2 separate regions of the Homo sapiens genome follow, and region 1 is linked to region 2. Evidence: read pairs that join two places in POLR2A ChIA-PET (ENCODE). Cell type or tissue: PC-3. All regions are shown on one strand. Region 1 overlaps CAPZB (capping actin protein of muscle Z-line subunit beta). Region 2 overlaps MICOS10-NBL1 (MICOS10-NBL1 readthrough).

What was found. Peaks named below come from ENCODE experiments on the same cell type or tissue, not always from the same donor. Only the 100,000 strongest peaks of a DNase experiment are listed, where the experiment ranks them.
Region 1: POLR2A ChIA-PET joins it to region 2 with 25 read pairs; 1 of 35 experiments calls an interaction of 5 or more read pairs at or near these places.

The regions. Positions count from the first base shown.
Region 1 is chr1:19,359,520-19,364,519 of GRCh38, reverse strand. The region is part of intron 4 of CAPZB (capping actin protein of muscle Z-line subunit beta); the gene reads left to right. Among named protein-coding and RNA genes, the nearest start is that of SLC66A1, 50 kb to the right of the region's middle. In PC-3, no CTCF peak of the experiment used is centred here; a DNase peak (open chromatin) is centred at 2,639; H3K27ac peaks cover 576 bases.
Region 2 is chr1:19,657,832-19,662,831 of GRCh38, reverse strand. It overlaps MICOS10-NBL1 (MICOS10-NBL1 readthrough), which reads right to left. Exons shown (of 4, transcript NM_001204089.2): 4 at 4,380-5,000. It overlaps NBL1 (NBL1, DAN family BMP antagonist), which reads right to left. Exons shown (of 4, transcript NM_005380.8): 4 at 4,380-5,000. Among named protein-coding and RNA genes, the nearest start is that of HTR6, 4.5 kb to the left of the region's middle. In PC-3, CTCF peaks have their summits at 889 (motif pointing left) and 2,820 (motif pointing right); a DNase peak (open chromatin) is centred at 2,881; H3K4me3 peaks cover 547 bases.

The DNA.
Region 1 (5,000 bases), 300 kb after region 2:
CAAGGAAAGGGCATGAAGTCCTTGTTTTTTTGTGATTCTGGAAGGCAGTAGTGAGAAGTCTTCACTCAAGTCCAGAGAGAACTGTCTCAGTTGTTCAGAACAGAAATGTTTGCCTCAGGAATGTAATGAGTTCACTGTCACTGGAGGTGTGTAAGCAGCAGTTTGACAGAGACTAAGATGTTAGGAACCTGCCCTGTGGTGCTCAGTCTGCCTCATACAGGCCCTGATGCAACCACCAAATCCTGGAATGTCAGAACTGGGAGGACCCTCTACGCTGGCCTCTGATCCAGCTCTTTGATTTTACAAATAAGAAAAAAGTCTTTTGCACTGTGTTGGTGCCAAATATTGCCTTTCCCTTGGCTTTATTCAGTGAAGTTGACTGCAAGAGAAAGCCCTGTTCCAGCACCTATGGAGCTCACCTTAATAATGCCCCTAACTTGGCTGCTGCCTGTGCCTCAGCGTCACAGGTATCTCAGGCCAGAGGTCCAAGTCCTGTGAGTGTGGCCCAGCCCACTAATAGCCAGAAGGACATGTCTCAGTGAACCCTAGAACCACAGAGTCTGTTTCTTGGCTCATGCTGGAAAGCCCTGCTCCCAGCAGGTCTGTCCTGGCCTTGGTTCTTGTGGCATGTGGCATGTACTCATTATCTGTTGGGAGCCTTTGTATTCGAGCCACGAATCCAGCTCTTCTCCCAGGAGGTGATGTGAAAGGAAGGAGTAAAGAGCAGCTTCAAAGCCCCTTCTTCCCCTCCCGTTTTCCCTGTTAGATTTGCAGCCCCGTGTTGGCCAGGCCTGGGAATTGGGTCATTCATAGTTACAGCTCAGATTCCCCGAGCACGTTTCCACCCCACGCACACCTCAGCTTCAGACACTCCATAAAGCTTTTGGAGCTGAAACATTTTCTTTTCTTTTTACTTTTGTGAATTAGGTCATTTTGAGTGTGAAGTATTATGTTTTCCCTTTTTTCTCCTTCCCCCCAGAAGTCCTGTGGTTGAAAAGTTACGGACATAGAATCTATATCCGTGACTATGACATTATTCAACTGGAAGAGTGATTTTCAGGGAGAAACGACCTAAAACTCTGAGAAGAAGAGAATTACTGACACATTAGGCTTTTAGCTGATCCACGTTTAGGGACCAAGGTGACGATAGACAAAAACCCAACCAGATGTTTAATTGTAATTGGCTGTGCTGATAAACGGCTTGAGACCAGCCTGGGCAACATAGCAAGACCCTGTCTCTAAAAAAAAAAAAAAAAAAATTTTTTTTTTAATTAGCCATGCATGGTGGTGCATGCCTGTGGTCCCAGCTGCTTGGGAGGCTGGGGAAGGAGGATCACTTGAACCCAGGAAGTCGAGGCTGCAGTGAGCGGTGATCGCACCACCACACTCCAGCCTGGGCATCAAAGCAAGACCCTGTCTCAAAAAACAAAACAAGATGTTAATCTGTGTTAGGAAAGTCTTAAAAGGCGCCGGGACCGTTGGTAAAACTGATGGCACTCAGTTGAAAGAGTTAGCTCTTCAGTGGACGCAAGCAAACAGGTGACTCCAGCACTTTGCTCCCAGTCATTCCCAAGTTGGTCTGTCATTTCACCCCCTCCTCATCTTCCTGGAGCTTCTGAGGCCCCCCCACTTCATGGTTCAACACTTGTCCAAGTTGACTTCTCTGCAGTCTTTGCAAGCTAGTCCCTGTGTTGTCCTGGCCACTGGGGAGCTCTGATTTGAGCATGTCATTCAGCCTCTTGACTGTGGGGATTGATTTCAGCCCTGTGCTGCCCGTGCTGTCTGGCTTTCCATTTAGGAAAGAAGCCTAGGAAAAGCTCATGCATTTCTCTTTGGGCCTCCACGGTTTTTTTTTTCTTTCTTTTTTCTTTTTTTTATAGAGGCTGGCCTCGAACTCCTGGGCTCAAGCAGTCCTCCCACCTCAGCCTCCCAAAGTGCTAGGATTACAGGTGTGAGCCACTGCGCCTGGTCCTAGGCCTGCATGTTTAAAAGAGGTTCTTGACCAGACGTGGTGGCTCACGCCTGTAATCCCAACACTGAGTGGAGACCGAGGCCAGGAGTTAGAGACCAGCCTGGGCAACATGGTGAGACCCAGTCTCTACTAAAAATACAATAATTATCCAGGCATGTTGGCAGACCCCTGGAATCCCAGCTACTTGGGAAGCTGAAGCAGGAGAATCACTTGAACCCGGGAAGTGGAGGTCGCAGTGAGCTGAGGTCATGCCACTGCACTCCAGCCTGGGCGACAGAGCGAGACTCTGTCTCAAAAAAATAAAATAAAGCACTCCAGCCTGGGCGACAGAGAGACTCTGTCTCAAAAAAATATAATAAAAATTTCCCCCTTCTACCTCCTTGACCAGAGACCTCACTGCAGGGACTCTCTGGGATTTTCCTCTTGAGCCCAAATCAGCTGAGCTGTGGTAGTGAGTCCTGGGCCCATTCCTCCCTCCCTGCAGAGTTGGGAGATTTTGAAATTATCAGGCATGGGCAGGGGCCAGGGCAGGGCGGATTAATTCCTCTGCAGCCTGCTCTCAGCGCTTGGCCACATTTGATCATTCACTCACATGGAAGTACAAGGCCTGAGAGTGAGTCGCTGGCGATGGTAGAGCCACCTTATTGAAATAGCATGTTAGCATTTAAACAATATTAATACTATTTGACTCATTAAATATACAAAGACCAGTTAAACTGCTTCCATGTATGTGCTGTTAATTCTGGCGGGCGACTCCTCAGATGGCTTTATGTGGTTTCAGACAACGTTTTAGCACATTCTTAAAATACCCACAAAAGCCTTTATGTAAAAACTCATAAATGCAAACCACATAAAAATTATTTTTTCCTTGTTTCATATCATTATGATCAAAGTACAGTAGGTAAGAAATAAATTTTCAAAAACGTGTTGTGGTCCCCCTTTAATTAATGCTTCACGCGCAGAGCAAAGCCATAAACCATGTAGCGGGGGCGCTGTCTGTGCGCCCTGCAGTCACCTCCCTCCTGAAGGTGCCGGAGCGCCCTGATGGCACTCGCAGGAGAGGCTGGTGCTTCTGGGCAATTCTGAAACAGGCCTTTCTAACCATGCAGTCCTCTGCTCCCTTTGTCTCGGAATGTCAGGTTGAGACTTGTGGCTGCTCCAGTCCCTGGAGATCCCTTTTGGTGAATGGAATGCAAGTCCATTCTTGAATTATTGTAGTGTTTGAGCTGTACCTGCAGAGGCCAGGTCTCAGCACGTCTGACTCACCTCAGTTGGAACACCCCGATTCAGAGAGGGAACAGATTCGAAGTGAGAGATTGACCACGCCGCCTCTAACTCTGTCGCCGTTGTTTCTTTATTAAAAGTCAGATTGATGGTAAATTAGGATACTACCCGACTGAATACTATCCTTGCTGTTAAAAATGATTATGGAGATCATGCGGCTCCATGGAAAAATGCTAATGATTCTGTGCCAAGTGTAAAAAGCCAAATTCAGCATGGTACTCTTGCTGTGCTTACAGTTATATAAAAGTCATGCATCTGGACTGGAAGGGAATTTGGAAAAATCAGATTTATGGGATAAGTTGATTTATGGCATTGTGGGCTAATTTTCAGATTTCCTTTTTTAAAAAACAATAATGTTCCTGCAGTAAGTTTTAAAATTGTGGGTAAAAGAATAGTAACCCCACAAGGAGTGACAATTGAGCTTGCATTTTTACCTCCCCTGGCTCCAGCATTTGAAACTTTAGACCTGGTCACCGTGGCCCGCCAAGGAGAAGCTGCCCGTAGTGGGAGCCAGGCCACAGGGTGGGACATTGGAGTGGAAACGGCCAGTTCCACCCTATAAAACTTTAATGCGGTTGTTTTATTTTTCTGGAAGAAATGAAACGCTCAGGGATGGGACTGAGGGGAAGCAGCCGTGGGCCACCTGGTGCTTTTGAACTGGTCACCGGAGGGTGTCGACAAGGGCTGTCAGGCCATCGGGATTTCTCCTGGTTCCCCTCCAGGGCATCCTGACCTGCATCTCCCCAGTGTCCCAGCACACAGAGGAGAGCAAGCCTTGGGCAGGCACAGCACCGCAGCTCTGCATGGATCTGTGAAGGAGTGGAAGGATGAAATGCCCCTGGGCTGCAAGCCTTCTTTCCAGAAGGGCTGAAGGAAAGAACGGATTATTGGCCCATCCTTTTTGCCAGCAAAGTAGGGTTTTTTTGTTTGTTTTTCTTCCCCCTCTTTTGATGTGGGGCTGCTCTCCCTGTAAGCCGACTGAAAGGGAAAACGGTGTGCTAGAACCAAGCCATCTGTTGCCAACAGGAAGGGTATTAGCAGGTCTGTTATGAGTTGCTCTTCCGTTGGTAGTATTGATGTGCCTCGTAAGTTAACTTGCAAGAATCCAGGAGAACAAGCCAGAAAGGCTCACGGAGCCCATGCTGCCAGTCATCTGAGCCCTGCTAACCCTCAGGTCCAGCAGGGGCAGTCCATCCCTCTCCAGGTGTTCCAGGAACATTGCAGAATGGCCTGATCTCTCCAACTCTGTGTGGGCCCGGTCCAGACCAGGAGGGCTCTATGGAGGCAGATGGGGTTTTGGGCCCTGGACCAAAACACTCATCTGCTTACCTCGCCTCGCCCCAAGAATGGGGACTTTGGAGCAGACCGGAATAAAGGAAATGATCTTCTGGAGTGGGATCTCTGAGTGCCAGTGTTGGCCGGTTTCCTGGACATCACCTCTGCCAGCAGTGAGCTCTGGGCCTCACAGGTGTGTCTGTTCATCCAGTGGTCCTTTTCCTCTCGTAGGAAAGGATGCCTGTGCTGCACCTGGCCAGAGCCAGACCCTTCCCCACCCTGCGCAGTTTGACCAGCGATGGGCTCAGCATCTGACACCTGACACCTCCATCCGACAGGTGTTCCCTGAGTGACACTTGGTTAGCCAGACAGCCCTGCCCTCATCTGCCCTCCTGTAGACTCACCCGTGGACACACCATGGTGTACTCGGTTTGAGAGCTTAATCATAGTGGGTAGTGCCGGAGAGGGG
Region 2 (5,000 bases):
CTGGTCAATATGATGAAACCCCGTCTCTACTAAAAATACAAAATTAGCCAGGTGTAGTGATGCACGCCCATAATCCCAGCTACTCAGGAGGCTGAGGCAGGAGAATCACTTGAACCCACAAGGCAGAGGTTGCAGTGAGCTGAGATCACACCACTGCACTCTAGCCTGGGCAAAAACAGCGAAACTCCATCTAAAAAAAAAAAAAACAAAAAAACAAAAAAACAAAAAAAAAACCTAGCTCTTGGCTTTAGTGTTCCCATCAGCACAATCGTAATGCATTCAGCTCTGTGCTAACTCCTTGAGCCCAGGGATTTCTGACGTGAACAGCTGCAACCCTGAGAGGTGCTGTGTGGAAGGATTTTGGAGCCCAGCATCCTGGGTTCATCATCCAGAGTCTGCCACTTGCTCTGTGAAGTTGTGCAAAGCCTCTTAAATTCTCTGCTGCTATGAAACCAAGGCAGTGGAGCTGTGAATGAGATGAGTAAAAAATTTTGCCTGATAAATGTTGCTTTGTAAAAATCTGTAGGTAGTGCATAGAATATTAGTCTTTCTGCTTTCACTTTTCCCACAATACTTGATATCTTTTATTTTAAAAAAAAGACCTAAAGATTAGCTGAGCGTGGTGGTGCACGACTCTAGTTTCAGCTACTTGTGAGACTGAGGTGAGAGGATTGCTTGAGGCCAAGTGTTCAAGGCTGCAGTGAGCTATGATCACACGTGTGAATAGCCACTGAACTTCAGCCTCGGTGACAGTGTCTCAAACAAACAAACTAACTAAAGAAAACCTGGCAATAACTTTAACATTTGTTCATTCTGGGTGATGGATCCGCTGATGTTTGTTATAATGCGCTCTGTGCTAAAATTTAAAATTTTATTTTAAGATTGGGCCAGGGTTATGGTGCCACCTTGTGGCCATACTGTTATTATCTTGAACTTGAGACTTTTTTTTTCTTTTTTAGAGACAAGAGTCTCGTTCTGTGGCCCAGGCTGGAGGCAGTGATGCTATCATAGCTCAGTGTAACCTCGCACTCCTGTGTTCAAGCTACCTTCCCACCTCAGCCTCCCAAGTAGGTAGGACTAGAGGTGTGCGCTACCACACCCAGCTAAATTTTTTAAGTTTTTTGTAGAGACAAGGTCTTGCTGTATTGCCCAGGCTGGTCTCAAACTCCTGGCCTCAAGTGATCCTCCTGCCTCAGCCTCTCAAAGCACTAGAGTTACAGGCATGAGGCCCGCACCTGGCTGGGACCTTTATAGACGCTTCATGTGTGCTCTCCTATAACTGTCATTTGGGTCATGAAATAACGAAGTCCTAGACCTCTTAACATTTCAGGGTTGGCCAGGCGCGGTGGCTCACGCCTGTAATCCCAGGACTTTGGGAGGCTGAGGTGGGCGGATCATGAGGTCAGGAGATCAAGACCATCCTGGCTAACACAGTGAAACCCCATCTCTACTAAAAATGCAAAAAAATTAGCCGGGTATGGTGGCGGGCGCCTGTAGTCCCAGCTACTCAGGAGGCTGAGGCAGGAGAATGGCGTGAACCCGGGAGGCGGAGCTTGCAGTGAGCCGAGATTGCACCACTGCACTCCAGCCTGGCCGACAGCGCAAGACTCCGTCTCAAAAACAAAACAAAACAAAAAACAAACAAAAAAAAATTTCAGGGTAAAGAGGGACTTTCAAGAATACTCGGCTTTTGCTTGTTTACTTCTAGCTATGAGAGCTTCCTCCCCAGAGGAGATAGCAGGTGCCACTATGGAACAGCTGAGTTTTAGGGAGTCATCTGCCCCAGACCTCCATGCCCGTCAGTTCACAGGGGACCGGGGCAAGCTCCTCATGACAGAGGTGGAGAAATCAAGGCCCCAGGGAGGTTGCCAGCCTGCCCAAAGCTGCTCTGTGCCAGAAGGCAACTGAACAACTGGGCAAACTCCCTGAAGGCAGGCAGGGATTTGTCTGTCTGGTTCACGCTGGATCTCTGGCACATATTAGGCTCTCAATAAATATCTGTTCAGTGAATGAATAAATGAACAAAACTATCAGTGCAACACCCTGCAGCGTGGGCCAATCATTCATTCTCAATCATAATAACAGCTGACATCCACTGAGGTCTTACTAAAGCCAGGCATGTCCCGAGCTCTACACACGCGCTGACTCACATAACGCTCACTGCCACTCTAGGAGTGAGGTAGGTGTGACCATTATTCCCCATTTTGCACATAGGAAAAGTGAGTCTTGGAGATCTTATGTGACTTGCTCAAGACTATAGTTAGGCAGTGGTCCAGCTAAGATTTGAACCCAAGCAGACTCAATCTCCTCAGAGGCTTGGAGCAGAGGAAGAAAACCAGTTGAGAGCTGGCTCCATACAGGCAAACAAAGTGGAAAGAGAGGGACCTGTGTTGCTATCTGCGCTGCTATCAGTGTTAATCCCTTGTAAAGACTTTAAGTCCCAGGCCAGGCGCGGTGGCTCACTCCTGTAACCCCAGCATTTTGGGAGGCCGAGGCAGGCAGATCACGAGGTCAAGAAATGGAGACCATCCTGGCCAACATGGTGAAACCCCGTCTTTACTAAAAATACAAAAATTAGCTGGGCGTGGTGGCGTACGCCTGTAGTCCCAGCTACTCAGGAGGCTGAGGCAGGAGAATCACTTGAACCCGCAAGGCGGAGGTTGCAGTGATCCGAGATCGCGCCACTGCACTCCAGCCTGGCGACATAGCCAGACTCCGTCTCAAAACAAAAACAAAAACAAAAACAAAAACAAAAACAAAAACTTTTAAGTCCCTCCTCACTGCGGGGAGGATGCAGGATGCAACTCCCTCCATCCCCGGAAGGTGGCACACCAAGGGATGCTTCTCAATTGACGTCTCTCAAGCCAGGCTACTCCCTCTCTGGGATCCCACATCCAATCAGCAGCGCTTCTCACGGCCCTGCCTCTCCAACCCCACGGCCTGACACAACTGGCCCCATCCTCTCCCGCCTGCAGCCTTGCAGTCCCCGCTGATAGCCCCAGCATCTCCCTCCTCCAACCTAGCTTAGTCTCCTGAAACTCAGCTTTGCAGACGCCTCTAGGGCGCCTCAGCGCAATGAGAATGAAGTCTGAACTCTGGCTAGCATTCCAGGCTGCGCCAGCCAGGCCAACTCACCTTCTTGCTTTATTGCTTTATTTCCAGCAGACCCTTACAAGCTTCTTTTTTCTTCCTTCCTTTCTCTTCTTCCCCTTCCCCTTCCTTTCCTCCCCCCTTTTCTTTCTTTTTTTTTTTTTTTTTTTTTTTTTTTTTGAGACAGGTTCTCACTCTATCGCCCAGGCTGGAGTGTAGTGACACGAACATGACTCACTGCAGCCTCGACCTCCAGAGATCAAGCAGTCCTCCCACCTCAACCTCCCATGTAGCTGGGAATACAGACGCGTACCACCACACCTGGCTAATTTTTTGATTTTTTATAGAGACAGGGTCTCACTTTTTGTTGCTCAGGCAATCCTCCTGCCTCGGCCTCCCAAAGTGCTAGGATAACAGGCGTGAGCCACTGTGCCCAGCCCTTATTTATCTATGAATGTACACCCAGCTTCGTTCCAGACACAGGATGAAGGCAGGTCCTGCCCAAGACTGTGCCGCCATTAAGTGTCCAGGTGTGAGGTCAGGAGTCAAGGGAACTGCGAGTTTATACGAGTCACCTGTGCTTCCAGACCCCCAGTTTCCCACTCGGTAGAACAAAGGTGAAATGTCCTACTATGGACTTGTTCAATGATCAAATGAGTGCTGGCATGCCCAAACTTGGTGTGGGCCCTGAGCCGATGCCTGGGTTCCAGTCCTGCTGACATTTCTTCACTGCATAACCCTGGGAAACTTACTAGCACCTGCTCTTCAGATGCCTCATCTACAAATTGAGGACAATATCCGCATCACTGGGAGGTGGTGCGGACTGGGCGAGGACCCTGCACAGGGCCCAGCCTTATATATTAATCTGTAACCAATACTTTTGTCTGTTTCCCCTTCTCCCAGGGGGCCAGGCAGGCCAGGCCCAGGCAAGGGCTGATCCTGGGCCATTGTGTGGGTGAAGAGATGGCATGAGGCAAGCCCACAAGACCAGGGGCCAAAATCCATGAAGCCCAGTTCTGGAGGCCCACCCAAGGTGTATGCGAGGCCAGAAACTGGCACCCAAGGAAAGACATGAAAGCTGGGGAGACAGAGGATCAGGAGCCAGGGGTGCACAGGGCAAGACAGGGAGAGGGCCACAAGGATGCAGAGACAGTGGTGCCGCGTGGGGGCCAGGCAGGCCTGCTCAGCACCCCACTGCCCGAGCCCAGGCCCTGCTGCCTCTGGGCCTCGCTGCCGGCACTTCTGGAGAACCTGGGTCGGCAGAGCCAGTCAGTGAGGAGGAGAACACAGGCGTTGAAGGAATTTATTCATGAGAAGACTGAGGGTCCATCAGGGAGACTGTCCAATGGTGACAAGCTCCAGAAGCCCGCGTCGCAACAGCCAGGAGGGCCAGGCCACCCCAGGCAGGAGGCAGTGGGCTGGCAGCCACCCTGGGCACAGAAGAGCAGACGCAGACAGTGCTGGGCAACGAGGGGCTTTCTTCATGGGCCCGCCTGCCCTGTCCCTCCCCCCAGGTCCCCACCTTCTAGGGTTAAAGTGCAGCTGGGAGGGAGGAGGCAGGCAGAATTGGGGAGCTAGAGAGAGCCCAAGTGAACCCTGACTGTCCACGCAAGTCCCATGTCCTCCTCGTCCTGGAGTTCCTCGAGGTTCAGCGAGCCCATCCCGCCTAGGGCCTCTGGAACCTTGGGGCGAGGGAGGTAACCCCTCACTCCCACACCCATCCGATATTTACAAAGAGCATCCCTGGGAGAGGGGAGAAGGCGGCCGGCTCTGGCAGCTTTCTGGGGGGCCTAGAACTTGGGGCACAGTGCGGGGCACTAACATTTCTAACAGGGAGAGGAGGGGGATGCTCGTCTTCAGGGATGGTCTTGGGGGGTTGTCCCCCTCCTTCTGGCCTTGGAAGACTCTTC